Linked DNA regions of Homo sapiens: region 2 is linked to region 1. A link is an interaction called in ENCODE POLR2A ChIA-PET data of the cell type or tissue named here. Cell type or tissue: Panc1. All regions are shown on one strand. Each heading gives the region's core, and the rest is flanking DNA. Links, peaks and the distances in the headings are about the cores only.

Region 1 (9,906 bases), core at 987-8,986:
GTGCAAGGTTGGCAGGAAGGGAACAGGAGCGACTGCCGGAGTCTTCCACAAGTGGAAACCAGTGGCTCATCCAGTGTGGTCCCCTGGAGGTGGCCCCGATGGACCCGCCTTCACAAACTGTCATAGCTCCTAAGACCTGAAAAGCTGGGCTTCTTGGCTAAAAAGCCCAACAAGTTCAACCCAGGCACGCACCTAAAGCTGTCGCCGTCAGCCCGGGACAGCCCATTCAGTCACCAAATGTTTCAGCGCCCTTCATATGTGCCAGGCCCTTGGCACTGAGCTGAACAGTCTGAAGGGGAAGAGCCCAGGTTTTCCACGATGGGCAACCCTGCCAAGTGCCACACCTCAGAGCTGCGTGTGCAGGCTGCCCTGGGACCCGAGGACAGCGCTATGGGTCAGCCGGGAACATGGTGTGGGCCCCTCGGAACAGGCTCCACAGGGAAGCCTCGGAGATTCACGAAGAGGAGGTGCCGGCTGGGCCGGCAGCTGGAGGGGGTGTTCCGCACAGAGGTCCCCAAAATGCTCAGAGAATCGAGTTGGGGGAGAGCATGTGTTACGTGAGGCTCTCCCATGAGACCCACATGACTGCTTCATGACAGGGGGAGGCCGAAGCAGAGACTGTGGGGGAGCCGCGTCCTGGAGGATCCATGTGATAGCGAGCCACTGGAAGTGGGGTGCACAGGCCAAAGGGGGGAAGGCAGGTGGCAGGGAGCCCGCTTGGTCTATACGGGATGGTGGTGGCCCCACCACAGCAGTGGTCCCAAGGGTTGTGAGAGAGAGGCTTAGGAGGTGACATCTACAGGCTGTTTCATGGGTGGAGTCCAGCTCTGCAGGCTGAAGACTTCTGGAGGTTGGCTACTTGACACCGTGAAAGCGCCTCACCCTGCTGGGCCACACACTGAGAAATGGCCACGATGGTTGGGCAGTCACATGGGACAAGAAGAAAGGGCAGAGCAGCCCCAGGCTTCTGGGTCAAGTGACAGGACTGAGACAGTAGTGGCAGAGGCAGGACAAAAGCTCAGAAGGCTTTGGCTGGGAAGCTGGGACTCTCCCACTGCTATCCCAGGCAGCAGCAGCAGACTATGGGGGGCCAAGGGTACAGACTTGCTTCTAGGTGTGATGTTTCCTTTCAGGCCAGGCCCCCTTTCCCAATTACAAAGGCTACTCGGGAGCTCTCAGGCTAACCTCCTATGTGTTCTGAGCCCAGTCCCGCTGAAAACTAGTGCCAAGCACCAGGCCTTCTCCAGAATGTGCTCCCCTCCTTGGCCACTAACCTGCTCACATCCTCCTTCTTGATCTTGCTTCCCTCTTCCTTCTGCTCCCCGATCTTCTATCGCTCTGCTGGAGGCTGGAATCCATCCTGCCAGCACATTCCCTTTGCCCTGGCCTCAATGCCTCTGAAGCCAGCAACCCAAGCTCGACTGCCCGGAAGCACCCTATCCTGCTCATCTGCCAGGCCTCCCCTGCTCAACCCTGCTCTCCCTGTCCCCTCCTTTCCTTGCTGCCCCCAGGCCTGGCCAGAAGTCCCACTCTGCAACCAGCCCTCACACCTAGCACGATAGTGTTACTCCATGGGCAGCCAGAGCTCCCTTTCCAGCAGGGGGCTGCGTCCTCGATTCCGCAAGTCCACAGCAGAACCAAGATCATCTCAGACTCCCAGAGACTGGAAAAGCCTGCTGATTCAACTCCACCTGGGCCTCTCAGCTCTGTCCCCTCCACCCCACTTCTACTACCACTGTACCACTGCCCCCGTTCAGGTTCCCAGCAAGTCTCACTGACAACCTCCAACTTGGTCTCCCCACTTCAGGCTCTCCTGCTCCACTCCAACCCATACACCCTTGCAAAATGTTAATCCACACAGGTGACTGCATGCCAGCAGTACTGGAATACCCACTAGGCAGGCTCTCTACCACGCAGAAAAGTTGCATACGAAGTCTGGAACCCTTAACTCCTAACCATCTAACCTGCTCGGGCCATGAGTACCTGCTCGCGCCATGAGTACCTGCTCGCGTTCAAGAACTGAGCCTCTCAGTGGGACATAAAGAACATGGAAAGAAAGAGAGGTGGGTGTGGTGGCTCATGCCTGTATTCCCAGCACTTTGGGAGGCCGAGGTGGGCAGATCACATGAGGCCAGGAGTCAGAGACGACCAGCCTGGCCAACAGGGCAAAACCGTCTCTACTAAAAATACAAAAATTAGCCAGGCGTGGTGGCATGTGCCTGTAGTCCCAGCTACTTGGGAGGCTGAGGCATGAGAACTGCTTGAACCCAGGAGGAGGAGGCTGCAGTAAGCCAAGACTGTGCCACTGCACTCCGGCCTCAGCGACACAGAGAGACTCTGTCTCAAAAAAAAAAAAAAAAGAAAGAAAGAAAGAAAAAGAAAAAGAAAAAAATCAACAGCAACAAAAAAGAAAGAGACAGATAATAGGAGTGGCATGGGTGCTCCAAGAGGATCAGGAGGCCCAAAGAAAGCTGACTAGCTGAGGCCACTGTTTATGACATCAGAAACAGAGCTGCAGGCTCGACATCCACCAATGAGGAATTGGGTAGACACTCAAGAACACTCAAGAACGCTGGAGAGGCCAGGCACAGTGGCTCATGCCTGTAATCCTAGCACTTTGGGAGGATGAGGTGGGAGGATTTCTTGAGCCCAGCAGTTTGAGATCAGCTTGGGCAACAGAGCAAGACTCTGTCTCTACAAAAAATTAAAAAATTAGCAGCACGTGGTGGCACATGCCTATAGTCCCAGCTACTCGGGAGGCTGAGGCAAAAGGGCGGGGCTGCAGTGAGCCATGATCACACCAATGCACTCCAGCCTGGGTGATGGAGCGAGACCTTGTCTCAAAAAAAATAAATAAATAAATAAATAAATAAATAAATATGCTGGAAACAGGTCAGTTGTCCCAGAAAAACATTCATGATAAACTGAGTAGAACACTCAAGTCACCAAGGGGCATTTAAAGCATGTGGTGCTTAAAAGCCCCGTGGTTAACTTTTTTTAAACACGGGAATGTTTTTAAAAAGCATGTGGAGGCTGGGCGTGGTGGCTCAGCTGCCGCACTCTCCCGTGTTCCCATCCAGTAGCCTGATCCAAAAAAGCCATGAGGTTGGTCTTGCGTGACTTCTTAGAAAAGGAAACGGTGATCCCAGAGATCAGTGTGGATTCACCAGTTGCCCATAAGCGATCTAGTTAATCATTTCTGGAATTTTGCCAGAAATATATACTCCTTGCTAGTCTAAGAGTTAAATCTAAGATGGTGGCTGTGACCCTAGAGGACCTTGGCTTTCTGTGTGATGCTCTTGTCCAGCCTTATGGCCACACAGCCCATTTGCAGCTTGCAGGAAACACTGAAAAAACAAAGCAGGCCAGGCGCGGTGGCTCACGCCTGTGATCCCAGCACTTTGGGAGGCTGAGGCAGGCAGATCACCTGAGCTCAGGAGTTTGAGACCAGCCTGGCCAACATGGTGAAACCCCGTCTCTACTAAAAATACAAAAAATTAGCAGGGCATGGTGGCGGGCGCCTGTAGTCCCAGCTACTTGGGAGGCTGAGACAGGAGAATGGCGTGAACCCGGGAGACAGAGCTTGCAGTGAGCCGAGATCGAGCCACTGCACTCCTGCCTGGGCGACAGAGTGAGACTCTGTCTCAAAAAAAAAGAGTGAGCCCCCTAAGGCTTCTATGTGTATGTGTGGATAGAGCCAATCCACATGGCAGCCACTCATGTGGGTTAGGACCACACCTAACTACACTGTTCTGCCAGCACCTTCCCCACACTTCGGCATCTGGTCGTTAAGAACAGACTCAGACTGGCAAGCATCATGCTAAAAATCCATCTACACTCCATCTATAGAAGGCTGACAGAACTTCTCCAGGAATTCACAGCAGTCACCAATGATCCCGCTCTTCTTTTCCAAAAGCATACAAGCTATTCTTTCTAGAGCATGGCTGGAGATCAAAGTCAACCCTCCCCAGGTCAATTCCTCATCTACCTTCTCCTCCCTTTGGAAATTGGGATGTTTGCCAGGCTGCAGTCTGCCAGTATCTCTCCCACTCTGCAAATCCTCAAGCATCGGTGGCAATGCCTTCTGCAGATGATCTCAACAGCTTCTGGACATAATCTCATCAAGTACATCCTTTAGGGATGCCACTCTTGCCCACCTGTAATTTCCATTTTCTCATCCTAGTGTTTCCTTTGCCCTTGACCACCTACCCTCCATCTCCTTCCTTACACAGACATATAAAAGGGACTGCCTTCTCCTCACTTCTCCATGTCTTTCATGATTCAGAGCTCCCGGCAGGTTTTCACCTTCCCGATACTATTCTTTTTTTTTTTTTTTTTTTTTTTTGAGATGTCACCCAGGCTGGAGTGCAGTGGTGTGATCTCGGCTCACTGCAACCTCTGCCTCCCGGGTTCAAGCAATTCTCCTGCCTCAGCCTCCCGAGTAGCTGGCACTACAGGCACCTACCACCAAGCCCAGCTAATTTTTTTGTATTGTTAGTAGAGACTGGGTGTCACCATGTTGGCCAGGCTGGTCTCGAACTCCTGACCTCAGGTGATCCACCTGCCTCGGCCTCCCAAAGTGCTGGGATTACAGGCCTAAGTCACCGCACCCAGCCCACCCCTCCCCCATACCATTCTTAAAGCTCTAGATGCTTTTCTGGTAGATGGCCTAGTTTCCTCTCTTTCCCTCTCAATGTGGTCTTTTTTCCTCATTTTGCTGACTGTCACACTCAGAATTCTGGGTTTGAGACTCAGTCTTTCAGATCTGCTTCCCTTTCAGCCTCAGACCACAAGATAATACTTGTTTGGAACTTCCTGAAAAATTTAGGGTATGTGTCTGACTCCTCCCAGCCTTCCTGACTTTCCTAAGTTTGAAGACAGCAAGCTTGTAGATCAAATCTGTGATCAAACCCATTATCTTGAAAAAAATGTGTTTGCCTTTTCTAGCTCCACCCCTCTTTCCAACTTGGTCGCAGAGAGTACCAGATCATCTAAACAACAGATTTTAAGACAAGTAGTCATCGTAGCGCCTAGTAAAGCAGGACACACCAGGTGACTAGAGAGCAAGAATCTCCTAGGCATGGAGATTCTTGAGTCTCGGGGCACAAAACCAAGTGGGGAATAACTGTCCATGAGCCTGAGAATCACTTGGTGCTATGGTCTGAGTGCCCTTCAAACTTCATGTGTTGGAATTTAATCCTCACTGCCGTAGCATTAAGAGGTGGGGTCTTTTGAGAAGTGATTAAGTGATGAGAGCTCCACCCTCAAAGCAAGCGCCTTTCCAATGCCTTCATACATGGTCTGAGCTCCCATCCACCTCCCAGCCAGGCCCTGCTGATCAGAACGGCTATGTGAAGCAGGAGGCAGCAAACAGGGCCCCAGGCTCAAATAGGCACTTCGTAGTGGTCTAGTTTTGCCCGACTAGTTACCCTTAGCCTTGATTAAGGTACTTAGTTTTACCAAAAAAATCATCAGAAATACTCTGGCTGCCATGGAATGTAACATGTCCTCATTACGAGTTTCACGTGGGGAAGGCCCTGAGGTGAGGAGAGGCCCAGCCTCTTCGTGCCACTTTTACCTGCTGTCCCTAGGTCAACACCCCGGACACAAAGAGTCCCCCATTCAGTCGCTCCCTTGTGAGCTGGACTCTGAAGGTCCTCTCCCAGAGGAGGGCAAGGCCTTACCGTTACATCTCACTCTCCATGCAAACAGACCGTGAGATAGTCATCTGTTTGCCTGAGAGTATGTGGTGTGTGAGGGTCTTCTGATATTTCAGGCAGCCCTCTCCTACTCTCCACGCTGCCTCTGGAGGTCAGGAGAAAACTATGTGGCTTCCCTAACACAGACAGGGCTTTGGGATCCAGGCCACAGACTGAGGAGGAATCAAAGTCACAGGGGGGAGACTGAGCCCACTGAGCTCGGTGTCCATGGCTAGCCCATGGCTCCTTTCACAGCACCTGCCCCCTCAACCCCCCACTCACAAGGACAGCAGCAAGGAAAAGCCAGCAATGTAGAGATTCCTCTGGGCACGGAAAAGCTTCATGTGGAAGTGCTCCATGGCCCCGGGATTGTTCTGGAGGTTCACCTTTTCCGTCACATCATCATACTTCCGAATTTCGCGCACGGCATCTGTGGTGGAGCAGAGAGGAGACACGGGCATTTAGCGGACACTAGGGCAAGATAAGGCCATACCAGGCAGACAGGCGGCATGAGACAGGTCAGACTCACTTCCCTCAAATCCGCCTCCCCAGTTCTTCCCACTTCTATGCACATACACCCCTCATGGGATGCTGTTATCAGAAGCTCCCACCCTCAGGCCAGGTGCAGTGGCTCACGCCTATAATCTCAGCACTTTGGGAGGCAGAGGCGGGCAGATCACCTGAGGTCAGGAGTTCGAGACAAGCCTGGCCAACATGGCAAAACCCCATCTCTACTAAAAATACAAAAAAAAAAAATTTAGCCCGGCGTGGTGGTGGGCGCCTGTAATCCCAGCTACTCGGGAGGCTGAGGCAAAAGAATCATTTGAACCCGGGAGGCGGAGGTTGCAGTGAGCCGAAATTGAGCCACTGCACTCCAGACCGGGGGACAAGAGCGAAACTCCATCTCAAAAAAAAAAAAAAGGAAGCTCCCACCCTCAGACCCACTCCTTCCTCCAGCTTTTCAATCCCTGGCCCCATTCTACACAGGCCCCAGGCTTGCTCTGCAGTTCACGATGCTAACCAAGCCTAAAGAGTTTCTGGAAATGGGGGTGGCTTCCTTTTCCCATGGTACCCTCACCGCGTCTTGTTCTGTTCATCTCAAGTTGGCCCATAGCCCCCCAACCCCCACAATGATAAGTTGAACCTGGAGATGGAAATGCCTGCTCCGGGGACCTAAGGTGCTTAAGAGTCAAGACCCAGGCCAGATGTGGTGGCTCACGCCTGTAATCCCAACACTTTGGGAGGCCAAGGCAGGAAGACTGCTTGAGGCCAACGAGTTCAAGACCAGCCTGGGCAACACAGGGAGACTCTCTCTCAACAAAAAAAAAAAAAAAAAAAAAAAAAATTTTAAATAGCTGGGCATGGTGCTGCACACCTGTAGTCCCAGCTACTCGGGAGGCTGAGACAGGAAGATCGCTTGAGCCCAAGAGGTCAAGGCTGCTGTGAGTTACGATCACACCACTGCATTCCAGCCTGGGCGACAGAGCGAGACTCTGTCTCGAAAAAGCCAAAACAAAACAAGCAAACAAACAAAAAAATAGGAGTCAAGACCTGCAGGATACCAGCTAGGAGTCAAGGGTTTCATTTCAAAGCTTTACAATGGGTTTTATTATCTATAATGTTTTATTCTGATTACGAAAGGAATTCACACTCATCGAAAGTTCAAACACACCCAAAATGTAGAAACGGAAAGGATCCCATAACATAATCACATCTAGCAGTATATACAATAAAAATGTGGTCACATCTAAAGTCATTTTTAGTCACATTACACTGTTACCTGCTTCGTAATAGACATCCATCTCTGAAATTCTCTTTAAACACATTTTTTGGGTCCATCTCTCCCAAAGTAGACTACAAACTTCATAAGAGCAGAAATCTTTTATACTATATTCCCAGGGCCTGGGATAGCTCTGGGTGCAGAGTGGGCACTGAAATAATTGCTGAGTCAGTGAGCAGCCTCTGCTCCTGAAAGAGCCGCTGTTAGACATATAGAGCTCCAGTTAAAAATATATTTATATTTGTCTCTAATGTAGAAATTGAGCCACGCCAAACCTACTGCTTTTCCCCATGCATCCTGAGACATCGTTTTAAGTCAATACACTAAGATGTACCCAAAGAATGCTCTTAATAGACTCCCATATGAGAGGAGCAAGGTATCACTGTATGGGTATCGAGGTTCTTTTTGTATGGTGGGTTACAGGGTCTCACTCTGTCACCCAGGCTTGAGTGCAGTGGCACGATCCCAGCTCACTGCAACCTCCACCTCTCAGCCTCCCCAGTAACTGGGACCACAAGTGTGTGCTACCACACTCAGTTAATTTTTTCTTTTTCTATTTTTGGTAGAGACGGGGTTTCGCCATGTTGCCCAGGCTAGTTTCAAACTCCTGAGCGCAAGCAACTGCCTCAGCCTCACAAAGTGTGGGGATTACAGGCGTGAGTCAGGGCACTGGCCTCATGGGGTTCTTAATTTCCGGTTTTAGGCTGCTTAGTTTTTATGTTGATCTTGCATTATAAAAATCTGCCCATCCCTCAGCACCACGAAGCGAGTACTCTCAAACGCTGTTAGCAGGGGTAAAAACAGCACACCTGTATAAAATGCAAAATGTTCATACCCTCGGGTTCAACAATTCACCTCTGAAATTATCCCACAGAAGTATTTGCATAAATTTGCAATGATTCGAAGATGCTTATAAAGAATGGATTACGGCACAACCACATGAGAGAATACTACATGATCTTTAAGAAGAATGAGATTGCTATAAAAAGATGTTGGCCGGACACAGTGGCTCATGCCTGTAATTTCAGCACTTTGGGAGGCCGAGGTGGGCGGATCACTTGAGGCCAGGAGTTCAAGACCAGCCTGGCCAACACGGTGAAACCTCGTCTCTACTAAAAATACAAAAAATTAGCCGGGCATGGTGGCGGGCGCCTGTAACCTGCAGCTACTCGGAAGCTGAGGCAGGGGAAATCGCTTGAACCTGGGAGGCGGAGGTTGCAGTGAGCCAAGATGGCGCCACTGCACTGCAGTCTGGGCAACAAAGTGAGATTCCATCTCAAAAAAAAAAAAAAAAAAAAAAGATGTCTAACGTGCAGCAGGTAGAAAAAGCACAATCCAAAGTATTGGCTAGGCTCTGCTATGGACAGCAGTCTTATCTCAGAGCTGTGCTACCAGCTCAGGCGTGGAATGCTCCTCCTGCCATGTCCCAGCAGGAATGTGGAAAGAAACATAAATACTTTGTGTGTATGATCCCACCGTTGTAGACATTTTATTAAAGATGTCAGCATACAAAACCCCTCTGGAAATGCACAACAAAATACTCATGATGGTTACCTGTGGGAAATGGGATTATGGGGAGTTTAACTTTCTAAATTCAACTTTTGAATTTTTAAGAATAATTACCCATTATTTTTGTAATCAGAAAAACAAGATAAACATGTTTCCTTACACTGTCACCTGCATCCAGGAACCCCACCATCCTAAGGACCACCTTGGCCAATGACCAATAGTGGGGATGGGGGACTGAGCAATACTAACCCAAGTCCCACAGTAGAAACCAGCCCTCCCTGTCTCGGGCCTCAGCCCAGGTGGGAAGATCCTGCACCCTCAGCAACTCCATCCTCCAGGAGGATCTGCTCAACCCTCCCCACCCCCAAGCAAGGCCACAGCTCTAGCTAGTTATGCCCCTTACCCTTCACTAGTACCTGTGACTAACACTTCTGTTTGAAGAAGGCTCTGCAGATCTTTCTAGATTATGCTTCTTAACATGGGAGTAGGAAGCAGCCAGTCATCATGGCCATATGTCCCCCTAGAACTTCCAAGCAGTTCCCCGATCCCAAAAAAGAATGAAGGCTTTGTCAACTACTGGATTCCGCAAAGGATCTCTCCAGCCCACTCAGCTGCTCTAGGAAAGAAACATACTCCTTCTGGTTTGGGGAAGGGGCAAGACCCTGAGGGAATCATCCTCAGCATGGTCCCTCCCCTCCCCAGTTATTACCCCCACCCCAGACCCAAAAGCCAAAACACACATGCTCAGTTCAAAAACTCAGTGGCCTGGGGATGACACATATATTACCTACCTACTCCTGGCTTGGAGGCTGCTCAGGGCGAGAACCCTGGTTAGAAAGAGCTACTACCTCTTGGGGCCTTGCCAAGTATTTCAAGAACACTGAGGTGCTCAGGCAGCTGGCACCTACCCTATGTGGT
Region 2 (9,906 bases), core at 1,374-9,373, 78 kb before region 1:
ATTATCCTACTGCACTCCAGCCTGGGCAACAGAACCAGATCCTGTCTCAATAACAAACAACTCTAATAAAACTGGAAGGGGAAATAGACAAATCCACAATTATGGTTGGAGATTTTAACACACTTCTCTCAAAAATTGACAAAACAACTAGACAGAAAATCAGCAAATTATAAAAGAACTCAACATTACCATCTATAAACAGGATCTGATAGACATTTACAGAACACTCTGCCCAACAACAGCAGAATACCCATGGGGCACATCCCAATATAGACGATATCCCAGGCAAACCTCAACGAATTTAACAGAGCTAAAATCATACAGTGTGTTCACTGACCACAATAGAATCAAATTCCAAATGAATCACAGCAAAATCTCCAAACACCAGGAAAGTAAACAACATGCTTCTAAATAGCCCATGGGTCCAAGAGGAAGTCTAAAGGAAAAACTTTTTAAATACACCAAAATAGTCAAAAACAAAACTACAAAACAGGAAAATTTGTGGGATGCAGCTAAAGCAGTGCCCTGGGGGACATTTATAGCACAAAAAGAAAGGCAATTTTTTCTCTCCCTAAAAAGGAATCAGTTTCTCAGAGGCAGGTTGGTGCATGGGAGAGGGTTGACTTGAACAATATCTGGAGAGCTCAAAGCTTTCAAAAAACATTAAACCCTGAATATATCGGGAAGCTGGAAGATGTTAGAGCACTTACATTTACTTTCCTGGATCCAGACTTCACATCGAAGAGTTTAATTGAACTCTGGGTCTACCTCCAGCTGGCTGAATTAGTCTGAACAAGAACAAGTCATTCAGATGTTCAGAGTCTTCATTTCCTCATCTGTGAAATGCTAAGACCCTCAACTTCACAGGGATCTTTTTGAGTTAAACGATAGAGCACTTAAGAAAGCTTCCCGAAACTCCCGAAGCACTGCATTCATTTGCTAGAGCTGCTGTCAAAAAATGCTGCACACGGGATGTGTGAAAACAGCACACATTTATTCTCTCCCAGCTCTGGAGGCCAGAAGTTCAAGATCAGGGTGTCGGCAGGGCTGTGGTCCCTCTGAAGGCTGGAGGGAAAGGTCCGTCCCAGGCCTCTCCCCTGGCTTCTGTCGGGTTGTGGCTGATCTTTGGTGTTCTCTGGCTTGTGGATCTCTGCCTCCACAGCAAGCTCTATACTAAGGCTGTACTAGAAAGTGTTAGCCTTGTCTCTATTGTATCCTTTGATATATATATACATATATATATAGCTCAACCTTGGCTGCCTCCTTGCCAGTTGGCCTACGTGGCTGAGAGGCGTTCTGCTGTCCCCGTCCTTGTGAAGGTATATGCACAGCTATGTGTGGACATAGTGTGGCTGCTCTGGCTCCGGACAGGGCCAGCTTCCTCACTGCTTCCAGCCCCATCTCACCCAGGGCCTCTGCAGCCCTGGGAGCAGCCAGGCTCTCGGCGCACATCTCTGAGCCTGCCCAGGAGGATTCGGGCAGTCACCCGAGCACCTGGTCCCTCACGGAGGCGCACTCTGCCTGAATCCCTCCTCCCAGATGACGAGCGCTCACACGAGGCTTCGGTTTCCTCAGTAACCAAGGCCTGCAGCTGACTGGTCACAGAATTCCAGGGAGAGGTGTCCCAGGGACCACCATTGTGATGACATGGCAGCTGGCCCTCCTCCTGCCCCTGTCCCCCCTTATTCCTCTAGCGCACGCCTAGCCAGCCCCTGGGGGGTGGCCAGCCCGCCTCAGGCCAGGCCAGCTGAGGGAGACTGGGAGGCCTGTGGCCAGCCTGGCCCTGGCAGCCACACTCTGTGCTCTCTGAGACGGCGCACAGCCACCTGGAGCATCATGAAACCATGAAGGGTGCCCAGGTGCCAGGAGAAGGGAGCAGGGCTAGGCCGGGGCTGGGCTGGGAAGGCCGGAGGGGCCTCCAACAGAGGTCAGGGTGCATTTAGAGAAAGGGAATGGCAGAAACAAGGGACTGACAGCAGCAACAGGGACCCAGCGGGCTCCCTGGAGCAGAAGTGGGGACAGGTGGGCAGGTGAGAGGCAGGGGGAGAAAAGGCTCAGTGCCCTCGGGCTCTGGGGCACGCCAGTGCACGGGAGAAAGGGATTCCACAGCAGGCCCATGGGCCTCACCCAGGAATTCCCAGTCTTTTCAAGACAGGACAAGGCCACAGAAAGAACGAGGCCGCATGGTACACACCAAGATGAGGGTAGGGGGAGGACCTGGGTAGGGGGAGGACCTGGGCAGGGAAGGGACTGCGGGGTGTGCCTCGAGTGCCACCTGCGGGCATGGGCCTCTCTGGGCCCCAATAGCGTAGCCAGGCAGAAAGCCGCCCCAGTTCGCCATGCTCCACTCAGAACTCGGTACCCAGTGCAGTGGCTCGCACCTGCAATCCCAGCGCTTTGGGAGGCCCAGGCAGGAGGATCACTTGAGCCCAGGAGTTCCAGACCAGTCTGGACAACATAGGGAGACCCTGTCTCAACAAAAAAAAAAAAAAAATTGATTAGCCAAGTGGGTGGTGCGTGCCTGTTGTCCCAACTACTTGGAGGGCTGAGGTGGAGGATCGCTTGAGCCTGGGGGTTGAGGCTGCAGTGAACTGTGATTGATCCACTGCCCTCCAGCCTGGGTGACAGAGTGAGACCCTGTCTCAAAAAATAAATAAATAAATAAACAACCCACCAGAAATCTGTGCCCAGGCCCGATGCCAGGCACCCTGGAGCACAGAGGCATCTGCAGTGCCCATGCCCTCACCAGCTGGCCGATGCCACGCGGGAGGGAAGCAGGGCACCTGAGGGGCATGCCCAGCACTGTGGGGCCAACAGGGAGGAGGGGAGGACACTGCAGGCGGGGAACACGGTGCCAGGACACCGAGCCAAGAAGCAACCTGCTGAGGGGGGTAAGGACCATGCCCACTGCAGGCCAAGGGGTGCCTGGAGGGAGTGGGGCATCTTGCAAAGGCTGGAGGGCCCCTCTCAGGCCAGGACATGACACGAATGTGGGGTTCCGCATCTCTCTGTCAGTGCGCCCCACAGCCCATCAGAGGCCGTGTCCAGCTGCTCCTCCAGGCCCCAAGCCTCTCATCGTCATCTGTCATCAGCGGCATCCCCCTCGCACAACCCTGTGCTCATGGACAGATGCCCACTCTCTCCACCGAGAAAGCATTGGGAGAGCACTGCTGGGCTGGGGACAGGACCTCAAGGGGTTGATTTCTGCTCTGCATGCTCACCCCCTCCCCTCCTCCTTTGGGGGACACCCCAACCCTGCCCATCTCCATCTCAGGCACCCCCTCCCACAATTGTGCTATAGCCCGGCTTCCTCCTTCAGTGAAGGGTGGAGGGAGCGCAGGGGGCCAGGCAGTGGCCCAGGAGCCCTGACCCACTCCCCACCCACTGCCCCATCCTACCTACAGACACAGCCGCACAGGGCCACCAGAGCAGGGATCTCAGGCTCTTTAATTCCTTCCCTCCTGGGGTCTACACACATTGCTACGGCCCCATCCCAGAGCCAGGCCGGGTGCAAAGCCCTGGAGACAGATGCCGCTCCTCCAAACGTCCCGTCTGCTCCTCAGCCAAGGACAGCAGTGGTCCGGGGCAAGCAGGACACAGGCATTCTGTGTTGGGTGGTCCTAGCAAAGGAAAGAAAGGACTCTCGTGCCAGCACCAGCATTGAGGGGAGGCTGGAAAGATGAGTGCCCTGCCAGGCAGATGTGGGGCAGCGTGTACAGCAGGAGGGTGCAGGCACATAGGCAAAGATGTGGGTGAATGTACTTTGCACATGTGATGGACATGAAGTGAGGGAACAGAGAGAGGACTGCAGCACGCTAAACAGTGCCCCCCCAAAATATCTGTCCACCTGGAGCCTCAGCATGTGACCTTCTTTAGAATAAGGCAAGGGAACACGCGATATCCTGCTTCGTTCTGGCAACTGCAAGGCGCGAGTTGGGGCTGGAATGTGGGCCTGGAGGAAGTCGGGGAGAGGACTCCGGGGAAGCGAGCAGGAGCCAGATGGCTCAGGGCCGTGGAGCTGGACTTTGTCCTTGAGGCCACGAGGGGCCACTGAAGGGGGCTGAGAGGAGAAGTGGCCAGGCATCTGGGCAAGGACACTTCCTCTGGCCTTGATGTGGAGGATGGGTGCGAGGCTGGGGCCGTCGTCCAAGCGAGAGGGGACAGGGCCTGGGTGAAGAGAAAATCCAGCAATGTGAGGGGTGATTATGGAGAGAGAGGAATCAAGGGCACCCCCGAGTTTGGGGTGTGGAGGGAAGAACTTTGGGACATCCAGGCAGCAATGGAGCTACAGGCATGGAACCCAGGAGACACTGATGTCACAGTCGTCCCCCAGAAGAGGGACATAAGAAAGAGACTTGGGACAAGTGGCCAGAGTGAGGGAAAGAAAACCAGGAGGGGGTGGGCATGAGGAGGGAGGCCTTAGGAGGGGACCCAAGCAAGCAGGGGCAGGTGGAGGAAGAGCCTTGCAGGCCTTGGAGTTTGGCAGGAGGCAGATGAGTCCCGTCTGGAAGCCGCCACTTCTCAAGGAAGGCGATGCCAGCTGGCCTGGGCTCTGGGGAGGCGGGTGGGAGAACACACAGCACCCACCGGCAGCAGCTCAGGAGAAACCAGGCCAAAGGGGGCTCTCAACTTGGAAGCTGTGGGGTGGCACAGAACAATTTTGAGATGCTCAGGCCTTTTAGGGAGGTCAGGATGGGCAGGCTCAAGGCTGGTGGCCAGGGGATGAGGGCCAGAGGATGGAGGACACGGGGATGGGAGGAGCCCTGGGGGATAGGTGGGCTTGGCTGAGGAGAGGACGTTCTGGGCACTACACGTCCCCTTTTCCTGAAGACAGCCTCTGGACACTTCTCTCCCTTGCGGCCTACAGAGCCTACCCAGGCAGACCCGATGTGGCTGTCACTGAGATAAGAGCCCTGGGCTTGTGTCTGGGACACGTGAGTTTGAGAAGCCTGGAGGTCACCCAAGGGAACCCACCTGGGGGCAGCTGGGCCCAGGAGCCTGGGGCAGAGACCTGGTGTCACAGGCCAGTGTATGAGCACTGGAGTGAAGTCAGCCAGGCGGTGGGCTAGGAGGTCCCGACACTCATCCCTCCCCCAAAACAACAATCAATAAGCGACATGCTCAGAGAAACAGGATGGCAGTCTGCTGAGGATCACCAGCTCCTGGTCCTACAGGTCTTCGGGCAACATGAGAAGTGACAAGCGACAGGTAGCACCGACCCAAACTATGAGGACACAAAAGACCCTTCAGAGGCCGAGCAAGGGCCTTCACTGTGGCTCCCTTGGGGCCCTTGAGGTTCTGGCTGAGCTGGGCCGAGAAGAGGGAAGTGAGCATGCACCAGAGACGCCGCCTGCCAGGAGACCCGGCCCAAGAGCTTCCAGGCAGATCTCCCTGCCTTGCCTGTGCTGAGCTCCAAAGAACCACCCACCATCCACCATAGGGCAATTCTGACCACAGCCAGCCAGGGGGCAGTGCTGGGAGCAGGCCAATCCTCAGATGCCAAGGAGCCAGCCTCAGCACCAGCCATCTGTGACACCTCCCTCTGGCTGGGCTCACCACTGCAGCGGGTAGCACAAGAAAGGCAGCAGCCCTGCGGCTTCTGCTTGGACCCTCTAGAGACGGGACGCACACCCCTCCAGGAAGCCAGTCTCAAGCTGGCTGCCCTGCCGACTGGGAAGTCCACCTAGGCTCATGGTCCTGGGGATCCCATCCTCAGCCTCCCCTGCTTTCCCCTTTAGGGCTGAGAAGAACAGGCAGCCATGGTCCTCATGGCTCTGGCCAGCTCTCCAACCACGCATCCTGAGAGCTGAGCCTTACAGGCTGACAGACTGGACCCTGGGTCACCCTCATGGTCCCAGCCCATGTCAGCCACAGCCGTCCTTCTTGGAGCTCAAAAGGCAGTGAAGAACGAGTCTCAGGCCCTGCTCCAGGTGGTGACAGCAGTGGCCAGGACTGATGACTAACTCCCAGAGCCGCCTGTGTGCACCCTCCTTTTCTCTGTATAACACTGACATGGCAGTGGGCATGCAGTGTGCAGTGGTGGAAGGGAGATGGCTGTGGAGATGGTTACCCTGTCGTTGCAGGCAGGGCAGTAAGAAGCCCTGGAAGGGGCTCAGTGACCTGCCACAGCCTCCCACCGGGAAAGGCCAGGCTGCATGCCTGACCCCACACAAGGAGCCTTGGCTGTCCCCTTCCCATCCATGGCATCTCTCAGGCAGAGGCCCACTGGCCCTCTCCGCGTGGATGCGGTTGATCCCTGGGACGTGGCTGCCACCTTTCTCACCTTCCCCCTCCTCTCCACCTTCTCTCTGCCCAGGAGCCGGCCCCGAGGTGTGGGCAGGTCACGTGGCACCGCATCTGCACTGCTCTCCTCTCTGGGGCCCTCGGGACCCAAATCAGCCACCGATGTGGGAAGCAGGTACTGAGGGGTAATAGCCGCTCTCTAAATTTAGACGGGAGAACTCCCCAGAGAGCTGGCAGAAATATCCCGAGCCTTCCTGTGGCGAGGCTCTCAGGCAGGAGAATGAAGAGGGGGCAGCGAGAACCCGGGGATGGGGGGCAGCAGGGCTAAGAGAAGGTGACAGAGGAGAAGGCCCACACCTGGGCTGGGGTGCACATGCTCTGGACCACAGCCTTGAACTCCACCCTGGTGGGGGCGGCCCACATTCAAGGACAGGCCAGCTCTTCTCTGCAATTCCGGTCGCACCCATGGCTCTCCAGCACCCTTCTGCAACCAGGAGGGAGCTGCCTCCTTCCTTGCTCTGGCCGGGTGGGTGGCTTGCCAGGTGACTGAGGCCTGAGCCAGCAGCTCCCCTCCTGCCTGTCCCCCAGCCTATAAGAAAGAGCCACTCAAGGGCAGAGGCAGTTCCCTGCGGAGGGGCGCCCTGGCCATGGGGCCCTGGCTGCTAGTCTGTGGAACTGAGCACATAGCCCGGTCACCGCCCCCACATTCCATACTTCAGCATCCTCATCCAGAAGCAAACAAGAAGTGCAGCAAACAGCATGGCTTGTCCTCACGGTCACGGCACCAGTGGTGGGAGGGAGGAGACCCTCATCTGTCCCTGGAGCTGCTGTCACCATTACCCAAGGGGCCTGCACACAAGGTGGAAGCTTCAGGACAGCTGTGCTTCCAAGGGTGGCCCACGCGGCGCCCCTGTCCTGGAGGCCACAAGTCTCCATCAGCTGGGACTCCTTGCCTGGAAGGTGACTCGTGGCACCCACAGCTGTGATTCTGTCTCCAGCTGTGCCCCTGATCGCTGCAGGGCCTTGGGCAAGTGGCAGCGGTGGGCAGGAGAGGTGCTGGGTGCTCCCAGATGCCAGAGCAGCAAGGGGCTCAGCAGCCTGAGGGTGGGGATGGGTCTGGGTGCAGGAAGCCAATGGGGCCCACCAGGCTGGGCCTTTCGGTGCTGGGAGGAGATGGGGAGTGGTGGAGGGAGGCAGCCAGACAAGCCAACAGGTGCTGTGACCGAGCGCGCAGGGGCAGAGGCCCCCGAGGAGTGAGATGAGAAAAACCCACAGCCTCCAGGAGCCGCTCTCCACCCCCACAGACATCTGAGCCAGGGCAAGCGCTCGCCACAAGCCCCTGCCTGGGCCTGGCCATGGCTGCCTGTCTCGTGTCTTATCTTGTTACCTGTGGTGAGACACCCTGACTGGAGAAGCATGTTCCTGGAAGGGGGACGGGGTGGGGGATGCTGAAATGCGGCCAGAAAGGCAGGTGGGCCTTTCCTCCTGGGCCAGGCGGGGCAAAGGTTGGGGGGATCTGCAGCAGGGGAGCCAGGTGGACTGGGAACATCCTTGGCACCCCCAATCTCCCCAGACCCATCGTTTCACCCTTGGTGGCTCCCCTCTCTCCTGGTTCCCTTAGCCCTGGACGTCCCTGGGCCACGCGGGAAAGTCACCTGCTGCCCTCTCTCCTCCTCTTCCCCTGCATGGGGTCTGGACAGAGGCTCCTTGTCTCCCCTCACTTCCCTTCCCCTGTCTAGCCCAGGGCTGTGGGTGGCTGGCTGTCCCGGTAAAAGGATTATATCATCTGTAATGTATATCCAGACGCACATGCACTGCTGCTCGGGAGGACAAGACAAGGAGAGGGAGCCAGTGCAGCTGGCCAGAGGGGAATTGTATTGAACCTGAACCTGAGCCCTCCCCAAATGGGGGTGCTAATGGCTCACCAGGTCCCGGCCCGCAGAAATCAATCGCTGCACAGGCTGGCGCTCTGTGCTCTACCCCCCTCCCTTCCCTCTCACCTACCTCCTGTCCCTCCCTGGTGCTCACACCCCTGGGCACTCAGCTGCCCGGCTGGCCTGCCTTTGACCTCGTCTGCAAGTGACATTTCAGAGCCATTTTGTTTCAAATGTCTGGGCAGGGCTCCTTTGGGAGCGGCTGCAGACAGGTAGGGTGCTTCTGAAGACATGGTAACTGGTAGCGGGGTACATCTAGAAGATGCCGGCTGAAGCGCTTCAGATATGGGAGGGTGCAGAGGGAGGAGTTGGAGGGTTGGCGCAGGGGGGTGGGGGGATTGTCATGTGAACAGAAGGCTTCAGCTGCAGAAGCCATCTCTGTGGGACCCAATGGTTACCCAGAAATGAAGTCTCGGATGTGTGTGCACCCTGGCTCCGGAGCCCGCAGATGTGATCCAGGTTCCATGCAGGGACACAGGCAGGGAGGACCCAGCACTCGGAGGCAGCAGCAGCAGGCGCCGTGGTGTGCTGAGACAAGCCAACAGCAGGGCAGCGTGGGGACCATGGGCGGGGCCCTGAGGAGGGCGCTTGGCTTATGGCAGGAACGTGCCTGCCCCTGTGCCAGCTGTGAGGCTTTGACGGCCATCACCTTTCCCACGGTCTCTCCCCAAAACCTCATTTGCCTGGAGAGTGGCCCGGAATCGGGCCCTGAACAAACTGTCCCTTAACAGATATGGATGCCTTCAGCCAAAGCCCTCCATGTCAGAGGGTGTGAGTTGGGCCGGCCGCCAGAGGCACTGCTAGGCTAAAGACCTCTCTACCCCCAGCAAAGTGCAGCTCCCGTGCCCCTCCACCTTGCCCGGGGCTGGCGGTTCCTGTGTCTGATTTCAAGGTCTCTGGGGAGCACCTTTGGGATTCGGGAGGGCGTGGGGTCTGACAGGAAACAAGATGGCCACTTCCCAATGGCCATCCCCAAGGAAGGGACAGGAAGGACGGCAGTGGCCTTGGGGTTCCGGGTGGAATGGAGGGCGAGGGCTGGGGCGGCCCCGTCGCCTCACCCTGAGACTCCCGTCAGCAGCAGATGGACCCAGCTGCTTCGGAGTCAGAGACCCAGCTGTGCCCTCGGTTCTGCCAAGCAAACTTGCACTCACTCAAGTCCCCCTTGGGAGTGTTCTGCATTTTCTTCCCCAGCCCTGGGGATGAAGAGGGAACCGCTATTTCCTGAGGCCGAGCAGGCCTGTGCCTCACGAGCTCCCCGGGCATCTCCGGGCAGGCCTGGCCTTTGCATGCTCCTCTTCCGGCAACGGATGGGTCTTGTTGCCTGGAGAGCAGAGACACCAGGAGGGCTGGGAGTGGGAGCTGTGCAGGGGCGAGGGTGGCATTCTTCAATCCAAATGTTTCTCCGCCAGCCTCTCAGCCCTGAGTCACTAAAGCACAGGATGGTGGCGGAGGGGAGGATGTTAACAAACCTTGCTAGAAGCTCCTCCGAGTCAGCTCACCCACCAAGCCTTTGCCGGGGGTCAGCTGGGCACCCAGGCCATGGGCACAGCTGTCGTACGTCCTTCCCAAACAGGAGGTGCCCTCAGTGGAGGGGGAGTGTGAAAGGCAGTCCCCTGTTTGTAGGGCACAGCTTCTATGGAATATTGATTTCTTAGGAAAGGTTCCGTAACTTCAGCACGTCTAGCAGTACGGGCACCAGTGGCAGCTGCATGTGCTCGCCTGCGTGGCA

The links. ChIA-PET counts read pairs that join two places held together with the same protein. Peaks named below come from ENCODE experiments on the same cell type or tissue, not always from the same donor. Only the 100,000 strongest peaks of a DNase experiment are listed, where the experiment ranks them.
Region 2: POLR2A ChIA-PET joins it to region 1 with 18 read pairs; 3 of 35 experiments call an interaction of 5 or more read pairs at or near these places.

The regions. Positions count from the first base shown.
Region 1 is chrX:153,709,561-153,719,466 of GRCh38, forward strand. BCAP31 (B cell receptor associated protein 31) reads right to left here. Exons shown (of 8, transcript NM_001256447.2): 4 at 5,982-6,129. Among named protein-coding and RNA genes, the nearest start is that of BCAP31, 9.9 kb to the right of the region's middle. In Panc1, for the core only: no CTCF peak of the experiment used is centred there; no DNase peak of the experiment used is centred there.
Region 2 is chrX:153,630,993-153,640,898 of GRCh38, forward strand. No RefSeq gene overlaps it. Among named protein-coding and RNA genes, the nearest start is that of DUSP9, 11 kb to the right of the region's middle. In Panc1, for the core only: no CTCF peak of the experiment used is centred there; a DNase peak (open chromatin) is centred at 5,461.